Linked DNA regions of Homo sapiens: regions 2 and 3 are each linked to region 1. A link is a loop called in an ENCODE intact Hi-C map of the cell type or tissue named here. Cell type or tissue: PC-3. All regions are shown on one strand.

What was found. A loop is a pair of places that touch in the nucleus more often than their neighbours do. Peaks named below come from ENCODE experiments on the same cell type or tissue, not always from the same donor. Only the 100,000 strongest peaks of a DNase experiment are listed, where the experiment ranks them.
Region 2: it touches region 1 in a loop (2.3-fold over the local background); 3 of 110 quality-filtered maps call a loop at or near these places.
Region 3: it touches region 1 in a loop (8-fold over the local background); 6 of 110 quality-filtered maps call a loop at or near these places.

The regions. Positions count from the first base shown.
Region 1 is chr18:67,214,695-67,222,694 of GRCh38, reverse strand. No RefSeq gene overlaps it. Among named protein-coding and RNA genes, the nearest start is that of MIR5011, 140 kb to the right of the region's middle. In PC-3, a CTCF peak has its summit at 4,946 (motif pointing left); a DNase peak (open chromatin) is centred at 4,924.
Region 2 is chr18:67,261,717-67,269,716 of GRCh38, reverse strand. No RefSeq gene overlaps it. Among named protein-coding and RNA genes, the nearest start is that of MIR5011, 180 kb to the right of the region's middle. In PC-3, no CTCF peak of the experiment used is centred here; DNase peaks (open chromatin) are centred at 2,666, 3,606 and 3,896; H3K4me3 peaks cover 1,899 bases; H3K27ac peaks cover 3,307 bases.
Region 3 is chr18:67,860,939-67,868,938 of GRCh38, reverse strand. The region is part of intron 3 of DSEL-AS1 (DSEL antisense RNA 1); the gene reads right to left. Among named protein-coding and RNA genes, the nearest start is that of LINC01903, 50 kb to the right of the region's middle. In PC-3, a CTCF peak has its summit at 4,094 (motif pointing right); a DNase peak (open chromatin) is centred at 3,768; H3K27ac peaks cover 1,064 bases.

The sequences.
Region 1 (8,000 bases):
CACTTTTTTTTTTTTTTTTTTTTTGAGACCGTGTCTCACTCTCTTGCCCAGGCTGGAGTGCAGTGGCACAATCTCAGCTCCCTGCAGCCTCCACCTCCTGGGTTCAAGCAGTTCTCATGCCTCAGACTCCCAAGTAACTGGGACTACAGATGCATGCCACCATGTCACCATGTCCAGCTAATTTTTTTTTTATATATATTTTTTAGTAGAATTGAGGTTTCACCATGTTGGCCAGGCTGATCTTGAACTCCTGCGCTTAGGTGATCTGCCTGCCTCGGCCTCCCAAAGTGCTGTGATTACAGGTGTGAGCCACTGTGCCCGGCCCATACATATAAGTTATTCATGTAATCTCAATCGAAACATTCATATTTGCTCTGGAATTAAGAGAAATTATAAATTGGTCTATACATTGATGAATGAAAAAGATCTACCAGTCTATTGTAGCTTGTTATAGTAGCCTGAATGAATGAAAACCGTTTCTCCCATTGGAAAACATATACTTGATGCTGTTGATAAATCCTATCTCCCTAAGCTTCTAACCACTTCACCAGTGTGTTTAGAAACAGAAGATTAAAATACAATCTTTAATACCAAATGATATATCTTACCTAATTTGTACTTCAGTAACAAATTTACTCTAAATTAAAATTTTTACAGGATTTAAAAATACTAAATAAATTTGTGGAAATAGAGAATCGTGCTAAATTTAGTTCTTATATATTGATGCATAAAAAATTAATAGATAAATACACATATAGTTTGATACCATATATGCTTTAAAACTACTAAGCAATACCAGATAAATTTAACATTTACATAGCACAAATATAGCTAATATTCATCAGACAATATGTGTCTCGTGTTTTTCTTTGGGGTTAAACATATATTAAGCCATTTAACTTAAGAGGTAGTCTTTATCTTCATTTTCAGATGGTACAATTATGAATGTAGAAGTAATTTTCCCTAAATTGCATAGGTCTGGCTCTTGGGTTGATGTTCTTTACATCTCATGTGTTTCTTTGGGGTTAAACAGCCATTTAACATGAGGTAGTCTTTATCTTCATTTTCAGATGGTAAAATTTTCTCCAAATTACACAGAGTATGGTTCTTGGGTTGACGTTCTTTAGGCTGAAATATCCAGTCTTAATCATGAATACAATGGAGACCAGGACAGAAGATATTCTGTATCAAACAATGAATGGTCATTGTGGGGCGGTGAAGGGAAGGAGGTTGTGTGATTTCAGGAGAGTGATTCGCCCATGGATAGATAAAGTTTAAAATTGTATCAAAAATCGTCTGAATAATCCCTTTTTCCACCATAATAGAGCAAGGTTCAACTGGCAAATGTACACATATTTTTATAAATAGACACACACACTTCTTGCACAGTATTTTGGCTAATCTAGTTAGAATAACACCATAAATCTTTACAATAGATTCCAGAAAGCTTTTGTGTTATTCTCTGTTACACGACGTTATTGACGGTAGAAGCTTTAAAAAGGAAAGGTTTCTTTAAAGACAGTTTACTCCAGTGTTTCTCAAATATATTTCTGAGAAATTCAGGGAACAAAAAGGGTTGGATGTGAGGTAGGAATGAGGAAAAATAATTTTGTCTGCTGAGCTCCAGAACTGGCTTCGATGAAAACAGATCCACTTTTTATATATAAAAATATATTTTTATAGATATAGACAGTACAAGTGCCGTTTTGCTACCTGGATACATTGTGTAGTGTTGAAGCCTGAGCTTTGAGTGTAACTATCACCTGAATAGTGTACATTGCGCTCACTAAGTAATTTCTCATCCCTGACCCCCATCCCACCATCTCATTCATCTGAGTCTCTGATGTCTGTATTTCCACTCTCTAAGTCCGTGTGTGCACATTATATAGCTCCCAACTATACTTAAGATCATGCAGTATTTGACTTTCTGTTTCTGAGTTATTTCACTGAAGATAATGGCCTCTAGTCCCATCCAGGTTGCTGCAAAAGACAAGATTTCATTCTTTTTATGGCTGAGAAGCATTCCATTGTACATAAACAACAATGGATACAGATCCACTTTTACATGGTGTGTTAGATTCCTAGGGCTGCCATGAATAGAACCATAAATCGGGTGTTTTAGGATAACCTAAACTGAATCTCTCACAGTTTTGAAGGCTTGGAGTCTGAAATCAAGATGCTGGCAGGGATCATTCCTTCGGAAGGCTGTGAAAGAGAACGTGTTCCTGTCTTCTCTTCGTTCCTGGCTGCTGGTTTCCCAACAATCTCGGGTTTCTTGCAGACGCATGGCTCAATCCCTCCATCCTCACATAGTGGGGTCAAGTCATTAATTAGACCCAGATACTCTCCCTATTTTAAAGTCAGTCGATTTTGGACTTCATGTCTTCCAAATCCCTTCACATCAGTGTATAGATTCGTGTTAGACAGCACGGCGGCTGGGAAGTGTGTGCACACAAGGAGCGGTAAACCTGCAGTGTTCTTTTCGTTTTCTGGACCAGTAGTAACCAAGTGCCACAAACTTACTGGCTTTGAACAACACAAATATATTGTCTCACAGTTTTGGAGGCTCGGAGTCCTAAATCAAGGTGTTGATTTTGGCTGTTGGTTGGGCCAGGCTCTCTCAGAAACCTGTCGGGGAATTTCTTCCAGCTTTTGGTGTGATGCCAGCGTTTTCCGGTGTTCCTTTCCTTCATCTCCATATGGCATTCTCCTGTGTTGCTTTACATCATCTTCCCTCTGGGAATGTTTATCTCTATGTCCAGATTTCCCTTTTTTTGAGGACACCAGTCATATGGGATTAGAGTTCATCCTAATGACCTACTTTTAACTTGATTACCTCTCTAAAGATCCTATTTCTAAATAAGCCCATATTCTGAGTTACTGGAGGTTAGGATTTAAACATATCCTTTTCAAGGTGGCAGAATTCAACCAACAACACTGTTTTACGTGATGGACTTCTGACTGTATTTATTTGGTTTGAAACAAGAAATTCATGACTACAAACAACTTTATGGACAAAATTTTAGAAGTTTCTTATAGCCAAGAGATAGTAAGTTTAATAAAATTCATGTGCCTTAGAAGTAAATTTGGAATATACATTAAAGTAGAAAATGCACTTATTCTTGTAATCAACAATTCTACTTCTATATATTCATTCAAGAAAACCCCCACAAAACTCTTACATCTGTTCATAAGCAAATATTCACAACAGTATCAATTATAACATTTCTATAAAATAGGAATCAAGTAAAAAAAACATTAACAAGAATATCTATAGTGGTGTCATAGTTGTAAAAGGAAATTCTATAATTTCCTAAAATAAGGAAACAGAGGTATATGTATCAACTTATGTATCAACTATGTATCAACCTAATGTAGGCAATTGTAACATGATGGTATTTGTGTATCTATATATAACTAACATTGAAAATGTAGAGTAAAAATGCAGCATAAAAGATTTAAAAAAGGATACACCTGCTTAGAGCACTCCTGAGTGGAGCTTGCAGGACTGGAAGTTGCTCTAGGTGATATAGTGTATAAGTCGTGAAGAATGTGATGGTCTAGGACATCACTTTACACACATACTGGAGGCTTTAGAAACAGTGTATACTAAGGTTACACCACATTTATTTAAATGTTTTTCTTTCTTCAATAATACATTAACTTTAGCTTACTGTAACTTATTTACTTTACAAACTTGTTAATTTTTTAAACTTTTGACACTTAAACACATTGTATAGCTACACAAAAATATTTTCTTTCTGAGCATCGTTATTCTACATGCTTTTTCCTCTTTTTAAAATTTTTATGTTTTTACTTTTTTAACTATTTTTTTTTTTTTTTTTGAAAACTAGGACACAAATGTACTCATTGGCCTAGGCCTACACAGGGCCAGGATCATCGAGAGGTCCCTAGGGCATGTGACTTTAAAGGACCTTCAACAATTAGTCATTGACTGAAACATTATGTGGCTCATGACTGTAAATGCATATTGCAGAACCTCACAAATAGTAATGCACTATGATACAATCCACATGGTTAATTAAATGCTTAAATATATTAGCAATATTATAAAAGTTGCACATGAGAACTAAGTACTCAGTTTAGAATGGTGATTACCTTCATAATATTACCTCCGGGATGGGAGAAAGGCCTGGTTTTAGAAGAAATAATTGGATTTCTTTCTATAATATTAATGTGAAAACTGAAGAAATACTGCAATTGTTATGATTTGATAAATTGTGATTTGGCATTTTGTTATGATTTCCCTTGATAAATCTAAGCACTGGTGATTATTACTTTACTACATTTTGTTTTCTTAACTTATGAACATTTCATGAAAAAAAATCGAAAACAACTGAAAGGAGGCACCATAGTTCTAAGATTGGGTACTCTAGATTCTAATTCTGAAATCAAATGTATTACTACAAGCAAGGGATGTAAACTCCCTTGGGTACCTTTTTATCTCAAACAAGATTTACTTCTGAGAGAACATTATGAGGGACAAATGAGGGGAAAGTGTTTTGAAATTCTGAAAGCCCTATTTAAAACTAAAGTATTATAAAAGCATTGAAACAATTGAGCCAGTTTTTGCTTGCTTGTTTGTGAGTTTTTTTTCTGTAAATTAAAATAGTGTAGATTGGTGATCTAAAATATGGAGAATTATGATGAGATTAAGGTAGTGTTCTGGAGAGATTTACTTTTCAATTGTTCTTATTTATTTATTTATTGGCTAAACTCAAGATAAACTAAATACGAATTAGACAAAAAGCTATTTTCGCAAAACATTAAAGATATTTATAAATGATTTTACTTGTTTCAATATGTGATTAAATTAATAATATGTTCTTCTAAAGATGACTGCTGTTCACACATTCTTACTAATCCACCGCAAATGTTTGGGTATCTGGAACGGTGGACTGATTAATGGTAGAAGCCCGCCATCTGGTGGATACACTAAGAACTGTGACACATCCTTAAACTTATCAGAAAAACCAGAAAATTTGGATTTCCTGGTGCCTTTCTGGGTTTCTGGGTGCATTTGCTTTCCACATATTTATTTACATTTTATTGTCGAGTAATCCAAATTGCTGTTTAAATACATGCATATGCCGATACACACTTTCACACACATGCACACTGAGCAGCCCTAATGGACTTTCAGACAACAGATAATATGAAGTGCTATGATAAGACTCTGAGAATTTTTGCACAACACGGTGCTGTTTACCTTGAAATCTACTATCTTAACAAATCTGTTTATACTGCCTTTGAAATAATTTAAACAACTTTAATTCATAGTGATTTGCAAAAAAAGAGTGTCATGTACATCTTATATTCCTTTTGGTGCAGCCTTCCCCTCTTTTTACTCCTGAACAATTCAACTAAATGTGTCATTGAAATCCCCAGCTTCCATCCCCAGAAAACTCACACATACACATCAATGAGAAAAATAAGATAGAATGCACTCTGTTTTTCCCTCTAAGCGAAAGTGTTTCAATGGGGTTTCTGTTCAACCCTTAGGGTTCCATATTCTCTAAGGGCTTCTGGAAGAAATGATGATTTTTAAAAACACTCTTTGTTTTTACTTTGCTTGTTTCATGATGCTCAGGGTGATACACTGTTAGCTATTTTGTTACAAGTCTCTCAGTACTCCCTGGCAGTGTGCATTCCAATCATGTTTGCTTGCTTAAATTCATTCTTAGTTTTTTTGGAAAGAAAGAGAGTTGCCCATTGATTGGTGGTGAGTGGTGCTTTGTTCAGAGGAAAGATTAAGAGGCAGATTAATAGGCTGACAATATTGGTCTCTTCAAAATTATTCTCCCAAGCTCCCTTGACACACCTGTGGTTTACAAGGCAAAGCCTTCTAGTGTAAAACAAAGTAGGAGGGGAATTTACAAACTAACAAAGGCCTTTTTCTGTGCTATAATTCAGCTGCTCCTCCATGGCTGATATGTTCTTACTGCGCAACCTGCAGACATGGATCATACAGATCAGAGGTGAATCTCATTGCCATTGTTTAACATTTTGTTGACGTTTTCTCATTTACTTATTATATTTCTGCTCATATTTTCATAGGAGCTGGGTTTTGCAAACGTGTGCTACTGGGGCAAGATATGACACACAAGAGGAGGAATACAGGTCTCAGCCAATGGGCAATTCTAATGGGGTTATTGATGCAGAATTTCAACCCATCTGCTGCATCTCCTTTCATGAGTGCGACCATGAAAGCCAGGTTTACAAACAGGGCCACTTACCAGTGGGGTTTATATAGGACAGAAACCCACGTTGCCCTGTCCCAATGTGAACCATCTGTGAAAAAAGTGTACAAAGGCACCCAGGGCTCCCGCAAAGCCAAGAATTCCCAAGCACAACCCAGGGCTACTGAAGAATCAAGGCACTGATTATTTTGAGAGCCTGTTGGGATCTTAAAGATTTTTGTTAAACCAAAAAAGTTACCTCCTATGAAAAAGGTTGGGGAACAAGTAATTTATTTATTAGCAGAAATTTTGCCCAGCAGAGGAAACAAAACAAAAAAGACAAGACATAACACAACTGGTAAAGAAATTCACATATAAATTAGACTGAATAAAATATTAGGACAAAATGCAGTGTGAGAACACGAAAAGATCCCACTCTCAAACAGTACTGAAAGGTGGCAACGTGCTAGCAGCCCTCGCTCGCTCTGGGTTGCTCCTCAGCCTCGGTGTCTGTTCTGACCGGGCTCGAGGAGCCCTTCAGCCTGCCGCTGTACTATGGGGACCCCTCTCTGGGGCTGGCCAAGGCCGGAGCCGGCTCCCTCTGCTAGCGGGGAGGTGTGGAGGGAGAGCCTGGGCGCGCGCGGGTTCCGGGTGGGCGCGGGCTCCGTGGGCCCTGCATTCAGCACGGCCGGCTGGCGCCTGCTGGGCTTGATGGGGGGACCAGCTCCCTCTGGGCTGCCGGAGTGCCCGGGAGAGGTGCCGCAAAGTCCCCTGGGAAATGCTATTGAAAGGTGAAGCTGGTTGGGCTTCTGGGTCGGGTGGGGACTTGGAGAACTTTTCTGTCTAGCTAAAGGATTGTAAACGCACCAATCAGCACTCTGTCTAGCTAGAGGTTTATAAATGCACCAATCAGCACTCTGTGTCTAGCTAAAGGTTTGTAACCACACCAATCAGCACTTTGTGTCTAGCTAAAAGTCTGCTGGGGACTTGAACAACTTTTGTGTCTAGCTAAAGGATTGTAAACACACCAATAAGCACTCTGTCTAGCTTAAGGATTGTAAATGCACCAATCAGCACGCTGTCAAAACGGACCAATCAGCTCTCTATAAAATGGACCAATCAGCTCTCTGTAAAATAGACCAATCAGCAAGATGTTGGTGGGGCCAGATAAGGGAATAAAAGCAGGCCACCTGAGCCAGCAGCGGCAACCGCTTGGGGTCACCTTCCACACTGTGGAAGCTTTGTACTTTCACTCTTCACAATAAGTCTTGCTGCTACTGACTCTTTGGGTCCATGCTGCCTTTATGAGCTGCAACACTCACTGTGAAGGTCTGCGGCTTCACTCCTGAGGCCAGCGAGACCACGAACCCACCGGAAGGAACGAACAACTCTAGACGTGCCGCCTTTAAGAGCTGTAACACTCACAGTGAAGGTCTGCAGCTTCACTCCTGAAGTCAGTGAGACGACGAACCCACCAGAAGGAAGAAGCTCCAGACACATCTGAACATCTGAAGGAACAAACTCCGGACACACCATCTTTAAGAACCGTAACACTCACCGCGAGGGTCCCCGGCTTCATTCTTGAAGTCAGCGAGACCAGGAACCCACCAGTTCCGGACACAGTACCATAAATGTATTGAACACACTGACAATGCTAAGGAAGTTCAGTGTGATCAACTAAAAATAATTAATATACTTAACTTAATAATCCAAATGATTTTATCAATAAATGTCACATTGTAGTGTTTGTAAAATTTGCCAACAATGGTGAAATTCAACATTATTTTCCATTGTAATGAG
Region 2 (8,000 bases), 47 kb before region 1:
ATGATTAGTCTCATCCACAATGATGGACATGCTTTCAGGAGCCAGACACAGAGGACAGGTCAGTGACTCAGCATTCACTCTTAGAAGGGTCCTGAATCCCTGTTTGATTTTTCTAGTGTGTCAGAATGGAGTTCATCTTCCAGGTTATGTATGAACCATTGAAAAATATTATACATGGAACAGCATCCCTAGCACAGGGATGGCAGGTGAGGCATGTGCCAGGCGCTGGTGACAAAGAACACATCACTCATGATGACTGTGTTGCAATTCTGCTCCAGTCCCTCATCAGTCAGCTGTTTCATCTTTTGGTGGAAATATTGAGTACTAGCTTGAAGGGAGCACTGAGGTCTCACCCTTACTCTGGAGTTCCCCTGCTTTCGAGCCTAAATGAATTTGGGCATTGAGGGCAAGATGTGCCAGTAGAAACAGAATCTGTAGGTAGATGCACTTTTGAATTGCTTTGAGTTATAATGTGGCCAGAGTCTCCAAACATCAAGTTGAGGGCTGAAGGAATAAATGTAGGCATGCTACAGAAAACTAAATAGTTAGGGCTGGAGCTGAGGCATGGGCTGAGCCTGCAGGCTGGGGGCTAAACCTCCAGCTTGGGCATCAGAGGAGAAAAATGGGGGCAGATTGTTGAGCAATACCTAGAGATATCTGGACCTTAAAGGTATTGGTCTTGGTAATGTTCAGTAGAGAAGGACAGAGTGTCTCTCTACAAGTCAATGCCACTCTCCTTATTGGGCTACGGTTTGGGTTGTTCTGGAGAATCAGTCCCTCTCTCCTCATTGAGCTGAGGTAAAGGACAGCAAGGAATAGAGGAGAAGGTGGGTGGGACACTGAAAAATAGCCTCAGGAAGGGGAAGGGAGGTGAGGAGAAACCTCAGGTGGATGCCATCAGCACTTATTCACCAAAACCATGGTTCTTTCTCAGATCTGGGGCTTCGGTGGGATTTGAGTCTTTGAGGCTACCACAAAGGACCTGTTGAGTTGTGACAATCTGTTACTAGTTTCCACCTAAGACAGTTTCGGGCTTCACCTGTCTACTCATCACAACTTCAGTGCTCTAGTTGTGGCAGTAATCAATACTGCCTGGTGATACTTTCAAAATTGCATCTTTGCCTTAGACAACCTTTCTGAGGAAGCAGTGCTGGGAGAAGGAACTCCAAGATCGTCTTTTCATGGAGACAGAGTTGAACCCTGATGCTCCTCTTTCTAAGTTATGATGTAGAAGGTCTTTGAAAAATTTACAGACACATTTTTACAGAACAGATACACTTATTTAATTGCTTGGAAATCTATATATCAAATATGAAAGAAACTGGTCGTTATGTTTAGAAACACTATGTGGTTAGAAATGCATCGTGGAAAGCAGAATGTCCTGTTTCCATATTTCCCAAAACTTTCTTAGTGCCCATCAATGGAGGAATAGATAAAGAAAATGTGTTATATATGCGCTATAGACTATAGAATATTATTTAGCCATAAAAAATGAAATCCTCTCATTTGCAACAACATGGATGAAACTAGAGGTCATTATGTTAAGAGAAATAAGCCAGGCACAGAAAGACAAATATTGCATGTTCTCACTCATATGTGGGAGTTTAAAAAGTTGATGTCATGGTGACAGCAAAATGATAGTTATCCAAGGCTAGAAAGGATGTGTGGAGGTGGGATGAAGATAGGTTGATCAATGGGTACATAGTTAGATAGAAGGTATAAGTTCTAACGTTCGATAGAAGAGTAGGGTGACAATGGCTAACTATGTACATTTCAAAATAGCTGGAAGAGAGGACTTGAAATATTCCCAACACATAGAAATGATCACTGCTGTAGGTGATGGATACCCTAAATACACTGACTTGGTCATTACGCCTTCTATGAATGTAACAAAATATCACATATACCCCATAGATATGTACAAAAATATGTATTAATATAAAATTAACAAGAGGGATTATCTCAGAAAAAAAGAAACATTGTTTCCTCTAATAATCTTAAGTCTGTATTGATGTGACACTTTATACTTCATAATAATAGTGCCTATTATTTTTACCAAGATTGGAGAATACAATGGAAGCTATGATCTGTTGACTTTCTCTGGATTAAAAACTGAGATTTCATACATAAAATAAGTGACCAATAAGAGCCAGATAATAAATAATATGGAAAGATGGTTTACTGTTAACTAGTGAAGATTATCTACATCCTTTATAAATCAGGGGTTTTAGATAAGTCCTTTCATATTTTGTGCTTTGAGTTATAATTTTTCTTCTTCATTGTTCATGAGGGAAAAATCAGCTCCTATATTAATATCAGTACATTTAGAAATGGGACCTAAGAGAAAGATTAATATACTTATACAATGTTGAATTTATAATTTGATTATCTGACATTATTGTACTATCCATTACTACCTACAATAAAAATATAGGTTGAACCATATAAAATTGTCATTGTTGTTAGTCAAATAATGGTTGGCTATATTAGTAAGTGTTATCCACTAATTCCAAAGGAAGACTGCAGGAAAACATAGATCAGCTATGTGGTTGGTAAGTGAAACTGTCATTTTGCAATCTATTTGACTTTAAAACTATATGCTGATTCATTGTTATGCAAACTGATCACAAAGAAAAAAAGACCTTAGTGTATCTCAGTTTCTATGGTTTCCTTGGTGGGACATCAGGAGAAAAAAACCTTGCTTACTCAACATCGAATTAAAATGCTAACAAAATACTTTGCATACTAACTGTCAATAAACAGAGCAGCATATCTCTTTAATCAGTGCCTTACGTGCTCTTTTTTCAGCAGATCCCCGAATTCATTATCACCCTTGAAGGATCTGTACTTAGGGGTTCTGGAGTCTGGGACCTTGCTGAACAGACATGAACAGACCTTGAAGAAGAAAAGAGGCACAGTAGGGAAAGAATACTCACCACAATCCCTGTAGGATTTTCCCAGTGAAGCTTGAGAGTTATTACCCAAGGTTTTCTGAACACTAACAGATAGTACAATCTTGATTTTCTATAAATCTCAGTAAGTCCCCAAGACACAGTGCTGTTCTGACCTCTGCATATTTTTTATTGTTCTTTTGAACTCAGTGGCTGTCATGCCAACTTTCTAAATAAAATATTCTTCTCAAAACCTTTAATGGGCTTTCAACTGTGTAATCCATGCATGATAATATGCCTCATTTATAAAAATTTTCATTTAAATATATTACTTTTATGCTCTTTGTCATTTATACTTATTTTTCATAACCATAATAATTCACTCTGGGAAATTTTTATGGTCTGATAATGATGAATCAGAGTTGTTAGGGCACCTAACACTCATATTCTTAACAACTGCTAAGGTGTGTCCTTATTAGACTGTAATGTTCACACCGTTGTGTTTTATTACCTAAGTAGTGAAGTAAAAAATTGTGCATAACGCAACTGGACAGCTTCATAGGTCTTAGGCAGTGAAGCTCTGAAGATGAACATTTCTAAGCTTAGGACATTTTTATTCTATTTTCAGAAAAAAAAATGTTCTCATAGGGACAAATACCAACTTAGTGACTAAACGAGAAGAAAATGTTCTACAAACAGAGATAGAATGAATGAATTCCAGGGCTGCTTATCATATCCTAAGTCTGTGGCTTTTAGCTAGCATTGAAGATGGAATAAATGTGACAACTGGTAAAAAGAGAGGATAATTTTGAAAAATGGAGATTTAAAATTGGCTATTGCTTTCCCCCAAAACATTAAAAATATGAATACATATTGGCAGCTCGCTGGGTTTACACTGGGTCAGATCAGCACTGAGGTCTGAGATGTAAAGATTATTTCCCAACCACAGGAAGTTAAGAGCCAAGTGGTTAGATTTCCTGAAGCAACCGCAGTAAAATAGAACCACCTCTATGGGCAATTGGCACATTATGATAAGGTTGCAAGGAAAGGATTACTGTGCCAGGTAAAATAAACACTGTGGGAAAGTAATTTAAGCCAAAATTGGAGAGCTGTGTAGTCCTTTCCAGCAACATGAAGCATAAGAGTGTTTTCTGCACAGAAAGAGAGACGTGTGGATGCACAGTGCTGGGTGGTGTGTGGTGAGAAGGGCAGGTGGTAGAAGATGAGGGGTTTGCACAGGTACTTTGCTAAATATTTTACTTTTAATATGCCCTTTAATTCTAACAGCGATTCTGTAAAATAGAATCACATTGCCTCCATTTGCACAAGGGAAACAGGCTTAAATTCTTCACATCATCCCTAACACTAGAATAGTAGATTGAGTTCAAATTCCCAGATGCCAGAGGTTTAGTCCTTAAACACTAACTTGAATCAAGAAAGCTCTCCTGTGACAATTAAACAAACATTTTTTTTCCTTGCTGCAGGGCTGCAAACCTGTAGGGTTTTCTTGCTGCAGGTCAGAAGCTCTGTAAAGAGCTGACTAGTAAACATTTTAGGACTTGAAGCTACATATGGTCTTTCCATTTGTAAATTCAAGTTGTAAATTATCCTCCTTTTCCTCCTTCTCCTCTTTTTTCTTCTTTTAGTCTGTAAAAACCATTTTTAGTTCATGAGATATACAAATATAGGCCATAGGTTACTTTTGGCTTGGGGTTTTACTTTGCCAATCGGAAGGATATCCTGGAAGAGCTTTGAGTAGAGGAGAGAAAGGATATAAATTCTATAATACTTTTATAAAATCTAATACTTTTATATAATAACCAACCATGCTTTAAATATGAAATTCTTAATAAAATATGTCTATGCCAATTACACATTTTTGAGACCAGTTGCTTTTAATTTCCAAACCTGTTTAGTTAGATTTATTTTTCCATATTTTTGGGTTTGACGCATAGCGACTAATTTTCTGGATCCATGTAATAAGAATTGAGATCTTGTCCACCTCCAGGCTCTGTTCTCATCTGAGGAGGTGGAGTGAGAGTTGAAGCAATAAATAGAAAAGACAGGAGCTCTAATGTCATGGACTCCACATGCTAGAGCCACTTTGTTCAGTAGCTACTTGTGGATATTTATATTTAAGTCAGCAACCCAAAAATGCCAATAGGCACAAACAGAAACTGGGAGGAAGGAGGGAGATATGAGACAGCATGATTACCTCCCCACTGCCAGGTCTGAAGGTCTCTACCCAGCCTTTCTTATTCTCTTTAACTTTCACAGTTTTCTGAGGCTCATTTTAGTTTTAAGTTTGCCCAGTAATTTATATAGAAATTCATTGTGTGATGACGGAGAAGTAAATGATCCTCTGAAATGCATATTCTTTTTTATTTTTAATTATATTTACTTTATTTCTTTAAAATATTATTAATATATAGATTCAGACTAATATATAGATTCAGGGTACATGTGCAGGGTTGTTATACGGATATATCGCATAATGGTGAGGTTTGGGTTCTGTTGTACCCATCATCTGAATAGTGAATATTTTTCCCAATAGGTAAATTTTCAACCCTCATTACCTTCATCTGTATGTCCATTTGTACCTATTGTTTAACTACCACTTATAGGTGAGAACATGCGGTATTTGATTTTCTGTTTCTGAGTTAATTCACTTAGAATATTGGCCTTCAGCTCCATCCAGGTTGCAGCAAAGGACATGATATCCTTCTTTTGTGTGGCTGCGGAGTATTCCATGATGTATATATTTCACATTTGATTTATCCAGTTATCCATTGATGGACATGAATCCATGACTTCACTATTGTGAATAGTGCCACTACAAGCATATGAGTATAGGTCATATGTGTCTTTATTATATAATGATTTATTTTCCTGTGAGTAGATATTCAGAAGTGGGATTGCTGGGTCAAATTATCTATCAATTTTTTAAAATTAATATCATCTTAAAGACATTGTCATTATGAAATTCTATATTAAATATGAGATATATCTAAGAATAATAAGATACAACTGAAATTAATTGAGTAATCTATTTTACTATGATTTTGTTTTATTTTAGGTGCTGCATGTTAGACAACTTTTTTGATAGTATAGTTCACAAAAATTTTATAGGAAGTAAAGCATAGTTTTCCTTCCATACTTTACTTCCTATAAAATATATTTATTCCTCGTATATACCATACAAGGAATATACCTCGTATATTCCATGCATGGAATATTCCTCGTATATTCCATGCATGGAATATTCCTCGTATATTCCATGCAAGGAATATTCCTCGTATATTCCATGCAAGGAATATTCCTCGTATATTCCATGCAAGGAATATTCCTCGTATATTCCATGCAAGGAATATTCCTCGTATATTCCATGCATGGAATATTCCTCGTATATTCCATGCAAGGAATATTCCTTGTATATACAATAACTTCTTATTCTTAAAATGATATCTTTAAAAAGTACCTTGATATTCTGATCTATGTAAACTGTATATTTTTCTCATGGTTAAACTTCAATCATACTACCTGCAACCTTGAAAATTGACCTAAATGTATTTTGTAGCAAATACACTCAATAAATTTTTACTAAATGAATACGTGTTGTTTTATTTAATTGATTTTTCCAATTAGTAAGGCAAAGGTAAGTGCACCAACATTTACCTTTACTGAGCCCACTACCCGTAAGCTTATATAAGTTGTCTCACTTTAACAGTTTTTGTAACTGAATTTCATCATGGAGATGAAGTATGAGGTCTTGCAGACAAGTTGCTATGAAATCTACATCAGTATGGCACATCAGTCGATTTCATATATCCTTACAAATGACTTCTGATCCCCTTCTTTGTGTCTGTTTTTATCTGTTCCTTATAAGTATCGCTTGAAACAATTAGTCGTCTGATGTCCTTAGGTTTCCAAACATTCACATTAAGCTCTTGTAAACCTTTACAGAGTACAAAATCAATGTTGAGACTTTTTCGGGATTATTTTGTCTGCTTCTTTTAAGTGTGCTGTTGAATGTGCCTCAAATAATTTCAGTGCATGTGTGACGAGAACAGGCTAAATCACAGACTGAGTCTAGAGAGCTGATTATTAGTAAACCCTAAACAGGAAGCTGGGATAAAAGGCTAAGTAATTAGAAAATCAGACAAGTATGAAGATCTAAGACAAACATTCTGAGAATGTAAACAACTTGATCAGGAAAAGAAAAAGAAAAGAAAGAAAAGGCATATGCAAAAAAAAAAAAAAAAAAAAAAAAATTAAAAGCCCAGAAGTGTAGACAGATTAATTGGCTTCACAAAGAAAAAGAAATCACACAGCTGTCATATTCACTCAAGACATAAAAAATGATGTGTGGATCTATGATAGAAAAAAAAGCATAAAAGCAATGGAAAGTGTCTATGTGTCCGTACCATTCTTTCAAATTGCATGGCTTAGACATAATCATACCAATTTAAAACAAGTGCCAGTTACAGCTCTGGAAAGTGACTATTTGGAGATCTCCATCACCCTTAGGTGACATATTCACAGCTTCTAGATAGGACATTATGTTGAGGGACTTATCATAAATAAGAACAGCACTCTAACATGAGTCAAATAATTCAATAGTATATGCCTACACATAAGGGAGAAATCTTTCCTATTCAAGCAAGTATACCAAGTAATGAAGGCAAAGAGAATGAAAGTTACAGAGCAGTCATCTTATGAAAGTGAAAATGCAAAGTGAAGCATGCTGCAACTTGTAAAAAACAATGAAATCACAGGAGCAAATCAGATTAGCGGCACCAAAAAATGGTTTAACCTGCTGAATCAAGTGCTTTTTAAGCTGGAACACAAGCTTGAATAAGACAACCCCGGAACTACAAAATAACTTCTCTCTTTTCCTAATGCTAGCCTTGCTCTATCTTCAGCATATCAAGTTCCTTTTATCTTTTTTTTCCCTGAGCCCTTAAATCTTATTAATTACTTTGTGATATTGGTAATGCTTTTTACATTTTGAGAAATATTGTGAAACATTTAATTCAATGGAGTGTAGAAAGTTATCTAGCTCCACCCACATAGTCTATCCAGGTTTCTTCTACCCATGTGATTCTGAAT
Region 3 (8,000 bases), 650 kb before region 1:
AGTTAGAAACTGCAAAAATTCTCACTTCATGAATGCATCACAAAAATGGCTTATTCTCCATATGTCATTAAATCTCATTTAACAAGGTTTCCTGTAAAAGGTCAAGAATTAGCCTGGAATAATTAATTGTTAATCTTCATCACATAGTATGGCTCAGTCTTTACAGATTATTTTGATCAGAATGTCACACAATGTCTTATGGTTCTAGGGAAGCATGCTTGTAAGGGTACCAGTGACAAAATTAATCTCTCAGGCTACACACTCTGCTTTAAGAAAACTCTGTGTTCTTTCAAAAGGTAGGGGAGTATTAGATTTCCATTTAAATCTAATGCGAGAACCAATTTTGAGAGTCCACAGCTCAATTTGAATCCCTTCCTAATTTCAGAATTATGTTGTAATTCACAGAGGAACTTATTGGGGGTCATTCCAAAATTTAGGATGGTAGTAGACTTAATTTATATTAAATGTGTTTCTGAAAACTGTGTAATGCATATTAAAGTTTGATCAAAGGATAGATACATAGATAATAGAGACAGATTATAGAAAGACAGGCAACTATAAGTATAGAGATAATATAGCTGTATTCCATTTTCTATATTATCATATTTACAAGAAAACCTTCTATGTCTCCTGAGCAGTCAATGTTTTAGCAATATTTAACCTTATCAATACTGAATTAGTAGTTTTCTTATTCTTAGAATAAATGGTGACATATTTATTGTTGTGCATAAATTAAGCTTATTATAGCAAACACCTATTCACATTTTTACTTAATTAATTTATAAAATATACATCCAAAGAAAAGAGCTATTTTTAAAAGACATGAGGACATTAACTGTCTGCTCATATATTGTTTTCATTGAGAGAAATACAGAATCTAATATCATTATGTTTAAAATACCAATGTCTAAACTTGAATTTTATTTCCACCCATTCTGAAATGAGTATACATATTCTTTCATTTATAAACATTAACATTTTGAAAATAGTAATACCTTTGCACACATGAAGAAAAATATAAATACATACTATAAATCAGTAATTTCTATAAAAATATAGAAAGTATGTGGGTAACTTGCTCTGGTATCCAAATCTAGCAAATACAGAACCAAACATTTTAATTTACAATTTTTCGCTCATTCCTAAAGACCAGCACAAATTTTAGCATGGTTAACTGAAGATGTAACATTCATTACATTCTTAATTATAAGAATCATGTTTTTTAAAATGAACTAGGATATATGCAAATTAGGATTTAACATAGTAATATCTTGCATTAACACTACCAAAAAACAAAAAAAAAGAGTTATCAATGACTGTTATGTAACGCAGATTCTTTGAAAAGTAAAGTATATCTTAATACCTGTAGTTCAACTATGTCGTTACAGGTGATAGCAAAGCTACATGAAGAATGGAAATTATTCCTTTTCATATGCAATCCAGTGATCTCTTATTTTTAGTAGACTAGCATAACTGCAATTAATTTTCTCTACTAATAGTTCAATTTAAGATAAACTGAAAATTTAAATCTATAGATCAAAGAAAGAGCCTAACTCAGTCATACCTAACTCATAAAGTAGACTATGCCAATGACTTTAATTTTAAAGACATCAGCGGTTTTGCTCTGAAACATGACATACAGTGTTATCAGTTGTAATCATTGATTCAAAGTGAGCTAGACTTGCAGGTAAGCTATTTTGTACTCATAAGGGACAATATGATTTAAATTCCATGCAAAGGGAAAGATAAATCTAAAACATTACTCCATAGCAAAATTAATTATTATTCCTTTGGGTGCTTACAATGCCAATATTTCCACATTATATTAATTTAGCTACCAATATAAATATTTCTAGCTGCTGAAAATTAGAATTAAAATGATGGAATATCTTAAGGCCAAACCATAAACCAAGAAAACAAATAAGGTAGATAAATATGAGTCCTCTGAGTTTCTGCATACCGTCTGCCTCTCACTGCACACCTCCTCTGCTTCTGCCTCTCTCACCCTGCTCTTCCTCTCCTGCCTCATCTGCCCAAGCAAATAGAATGGAACATTCTACAGTCACATGATCCTTTGGATTGTCAGTGCAAAACACAAGAGGTAGGCATATTTATTTGGCTAGCTTTATGTATTTATTTTTAATCTACAGACTAATTTTTTTAAAAGCCATAATAAACACTTGGATTCCAAATATAGTATTTTGTTGAATACTGCTCCAGATACATACTATACAAAGTAAAAATTTGAAAATATCTCCGAACCATAACAATAAACATAATAAAGTAATGATATAATATCTTAGAAGGTGTTAAGAACAAAGGAAGGAAACAAGACAATGTAAAGGCAATGGGAACCATGGGTGATTGTTGTTAATATTTTTAAAAGGAGCAATCAGTGTTGGCCTCAATAGGTGGGTTGTGATTGAACAAGGACTGGGGTCAGGTGAGTGAACAAACTATTTGTAAGTGTGGGGACAGATTTCTTCAGGCAGAAGGCTATCATGTCCATGGCTGTGAGGAAACAGCATGCCTGTTGCAGGCCAGGCAGAGGAGACTGGAATGGAGTAATCGGAGAGGAAATATTTGGAAAGTTCATTTAGCTTTTAGTATAGAAACAGAAAACCATCGAAGGGTTTGAGAAAAGTGCCATTAGCATCTGTCTTTCATTTTAATAAGATCATATTGGCTGCTGGTTTAAGAAGACACTGTGAGCGACAAAAGGGGGAGCAGTGAAATCATTTGTAGGGGACATTTGCAACAGTCCATAGAAAGTATCTTCTAAGCTTGGATCTAATTATCCAGGGTTTCCAAAGTGATGAGATTCTAAATATTTTGAAAGTTGAGTCAACAGGATTTATGGATCAGATAGATTTGGATGTGAAAGAAAAAAGCTAAGAATGACGCTATTGTGTGTTCATTATGAGGAAAATGAAGTATAAAACTCTATCAGGTCACATTGAGGAAACCAGATATTTAGCCTTGGGTATGTTAAGATCAGCATGTTCAAAAGAGGAACTGTTGCAGATTTCACATAAGCAGCAGAATACAGACTCGAGTTAACAGGACTGGTCCATGCTGACATACCAACTTGAGATATATTTGAAGATATTTCTAGAGAAGATCAAGGGAATAAATGTGGATATAAAATGGGAAGAATTCAAAGACTAAGCCCTGGGAATCACCACAGTCAATTAAGAGAAAGTAAGGGAAGCACCAAAGGAAAAATGGGAAGGGTAGTGGCGAAATAGGAGGAAAGCCATGAAAGCATGGTCTAGGAACAGTATTGTAAGGAAAAGGAAATAATCGGCACTGTTAAATAAGGCTGAGAAGTTATGGAAAGGTTACGCAAGAGGGATACTGAGAATTTACTCTACATTCAGTCGTTGTCAGTTATTAGGGGCTTTTTACAAGAACAGTTTTAATACAGAGATAGCAGGGAAAGACTGGAAAATCAAGAAAAAAAGATGGATCTGGTGTTAATGGGGAGGTCCAAGAAGTAACTTTTTATATGAGAGCAATATTCAAATGCAGATGAGGGTAATCCTGAGGATACCAGGGACAGAGGAAAATAGTTGTCCTAATGCCCTGAAGAGGTCAAGATGGGACAAAGCCATGCACAAGTGACTCACAGGTTTCTTAAAGAGGAAGGTTCTGAAAAGATAAATGTGCTGAAAAGAACTGCTTAGCTGTTCAGGAAAACCAAGCCATGTGGACTTGGTAACACTTGTTTTTGTTTCTGCAGTATCTAAATTCTTTTACATGCAATAATACTGATAATTTGTTGTGTGTCATACTTTTATATGACTTTTCCCCATCTCAGGAATGTGCTGTCTCATAAAAAAAAACAAGAGGGAAGATGTACTATATGGCACTAATGCCAGTAAGTGAGAAGTTGTGAGTTGGGGAGGTTTTGAAATTTATTTTGTGAGAACTGGAATTTTCTTACTGAATTAAGAAGCAACGTCAGCCCCTGTATGTAAGAGTGGTGAAGAGATGTGAGAAAACTGAGGAAAAAGGAGAATGACTAATATAGCCATTAAAAAATATAGAAAAGCAAACTCAACAGTAACATCAATGACAGTTCAACAGGTGGCACCAACTTGCAATTTATGTTTCTCAATTTCATTTTTCTCTAGCCAAGTAAAGGTACAGGTGCAAAATAGGAACAGATTTGGGACATAACGAGGGTCTATTTCTTTTTCCCCCAAGAGAGTAGCCTCCCAACAATAATATCAATCTCAAATATATCATGATAGGATCCAGCTGTATTTTCTTTTTTTTTTTTTGTTTTTTTTTTTTTGTTTTTTTTTTTTTTTTGAGACAGAGTCTCGCTCTTTCGCCCAGGCTCGAGTGCAGTGGTGCAATCTCAGCTCACTGCAAGCTCCGCCTCCTGGGTTCACGCCATTCTCCTGCCTCGGACTCCCCAGTAGCTGGGACTACTGGCGCCCGCCACCACGCCCGGCTAATTTTTTTGTATTTTTAGTAGAGACAGGGTTTCACCGCGTTAGCCAGGATGGTCTCGATATCCTGACCTTGTGATCCGCCAGCCTCAGCCTCCCAAAGTGCTGGGATTACAGGCGTGAGCCACCGCGCCCGGCCTCCAGTTGTATTTTCTTGCACATATTAACTGATTACATACTTATATACACACACACACGCACACACACACACACACATTGTGTACACACTATTGATTCAAACATCTTTTTCGACTTTTATTTTAGATTCAGGGGTACATGTGTAGGTTCGTTACATGAATATATGGTGTGATGCTGATGTTTGAAGTATGATTGATCCCATCACCCAGGTAGTGAGCATAGTACCCAATGGAGATTTTTAAAAATCTTGACCCCTCCCTCTTCCCGATAGTTTCCGGTGTGTATTGTTGTCATCTTTATGTCCACGAGTACTCAAAGTTCATCTCCCACTTATAAGATATAACATGTGGCATTTAGTTTTCCATTCCTTTATTAACTTGCTAAGGATTATGGCTCCATCTGCATCCATGTTGCTGCAAAGGATATGATTTCACTCTTTTTTATGACTGCATAGTATTCCATGATGTATATATAGCAGATTTTCTTTATCCAATCCACAGCTGATGGGCACCTAGGTTAACTCCATGACTTTTTTACTGTGAATAGCACAGTGATGAACACACAAGTACATGTGTCTTTTTGGTAGAACAATGTGTTTTCTTTTGGGTATATACCCAGTAATGGGACTGCTGGGTGGAATGGTAGTTCTGTTTTAAGTTCTTTGAGAAATCTCCAAACTGCTTTCCACAGTGACTAAACTAGTTTACATTTCCACCAACCGTGTATAAGCATTTGCTTTTTGCCACAGCCTTGCCAGATTCTGTTGTTTTTATACTTTTTAATAAAAGTCATTCTGACTGGTATGAGATGATATTTCTTTGTGGTTTTGGTTTACATTTATCCAATGAGTAGTGATGTGATTTAACTTGTAGAGGATCAAATATAGTGTGTGTGTTTGTGTATTTTTAAGTACTACTATTATGCTATGGGCTTTATTCTCAAGTTGTTTATTTGGTCGTTTATTTTTCTACCCAAGTTATAGAAGGATGAGCTAGTTGACTATTATTATGCAAATTAGCAAATGTCAGAGTTCATGATTCAAAACAAAAGAGTTCTTTCATTTTGAAAGTGTGTTTCTTATTTGTGGGCCCAATTTTAAAATAATATTAGCTACAGGTCTATCTGAAAACATTTTACTTTTATAATGCTTCACATAACATGGTAGAGGGAATTTTCTGAAATATATACATAAAATTTTAAAATAATGTGTTATTTAGGAAAAATATGTGGCCTTAATAAAGCTGGTGTTTTACTTTAACCAGGATGAGGTTATTTACATTGAATCATCAATATTTTGACAGTTTGTTATTTCCTACATGCAGATGCTAGTTTACCCAATATGGTGGTTTCCTTTAAAAAAAAAATTCTCAGCTGTAGAAAAAATACAATTTAAATAAGAGTATATCACTCCCTTATAATTATGCCAACATTACATGAAGCAGAATAAATGGAACATAATAAATTATTTCACATAGAAGGAGTATTCCTGGATGAAAATTCTGATAGAGATATTTGAATTTAAAATCTAAGAGTATTTACTAAAAAACTAAGGTTTTAGATATATTACTAAGTAACATTACTAAGGTTTTAGTAAGATTACTAAGAAAGGAAGGTGATCGGGTCAAGGGAATGATAGCTATATCCATTTCTTAGAACTTTTTTATTAGGTTGGTGCAAAAGTAATTGCTGTTTGGCCATTACAATGGTTTGGCCATTACGTTTAATGGCCAAAACTGCAATTATGTTTGCAACAACCTATATAGTAAACTCAATCGAGTTTACTAAAATCAAATTTATTGGATTTGAATTGCAAAATGATAACAGTCTACATTCCAGTAGTATTAAAATTTACCTTGCATCATTCTTTACCATTCCTGTTTTTCTTTTGTATTTCTTTCAAATCTACCAGCTCACACAATTCCAATATCTTCTGGCATACAAAATCATATATTGATACAAAAATAAAAGGATTTGCATATTTTCTTTATTGCCCTGCATTCATTCCATTTGTAGCAAGTATGGAATTTGAAGTTACTTTGCAAATAGTTCTGTAGTGAGCCTGATGTCTAACATTCCTTGAATTTTTTTAAAGTGTTATTTTTGGTATTACCATAGAACAGAAGACTGAAATATGTTAAACAGAAGTTTTTAAGACCAAAATAAAGTGCCTCTGTCTACCACATTTCCATTATAAATATCCTAGTTCAGACTTATATCTTAGATAATGTTGATAATAATTAATGTTCGGCTATTACTTCAGGAAAAATTAACATATCAAGTTTCAGTAAAAGTTACCATAAGAAAACCTTTAGGAGAAAAATTTGTACTTACTATTAGTGAACCAGTGTCATAATGTTCCCACCTAATCATCAAATGGTGCTACTCAACATATCTCAACAGTAAAATCAATCTCAAATATATAATGATGGAATCAATTCACATTTATTTCCTTACACATATTTTACTGGTATATACATTGTGCACACACTTCTAATTCAAATGTGTTTCTTATTTCACTTACTTTTTATTTATATGGAGGACCAAAATAGTGTGTGTGTATGTGCGTGTGTGTGTGTATGTGTGTGTATTTTTCAGTGCCACAGCTGTGCTACGGGACTTTATTCTTAAATTTTTGTTTGGTTCTTTATTTTGTTCTTGTAAAGCATGTAAATATTAATCAATAACAGTATATGTAAACTGTGCAGTTTAAACTTATCTTCATATTTCATAAACTTGGCACATTTTTATTACTCATTATTTTGTTTCGGTTTTCAAGTTAATGTACGTCCATTTTAAAGTGTAAAACTAATGTTTTTGTTCACAAAAAATTAAATCACTTTTAATACTAATAGGTACAAATGTCCTTATTTTTCTTAAATTGAAATCTCTTACACACTTCCATCATAAAATTATTTTTGTGTCTCATATACCAGCATTCATTTGACAATTTGCAAATGAAATCAATATAAGGCAAATATTCTCTGTTTTGCCCATTTTTAAGACATTCTGGTTTGATATGCCATATTGATCAGTGAAAACAAGCTGAATGAAGATATGCTTTTCTTACAGAAATAGACACATTGACTATTACTGTTGTGGAGATGTTTTAACATGAACTCTTTCAGAAGTTGCCAAATTGATTGCAAGGTGTAAGAAAATATTTTACAAGCATAGTGAAGTATGAGGTAAAGTGTATTATTTAATTGTCCCATATACTTCATGATTTAATAACTAATTATCAAAGTTCATATAAGCCATAGGCTAATTTCACCAGCAAAATGCAAAATCACTAATTGCAAAGTCAAATGTTCTTCCCTTTACCTCAGTAAAATATGTATAGGATGTGCTAGTTTTAAAAGTGAAGTTTTCATTAAAAATACTGACAGTCTCTTTGGATTTGCT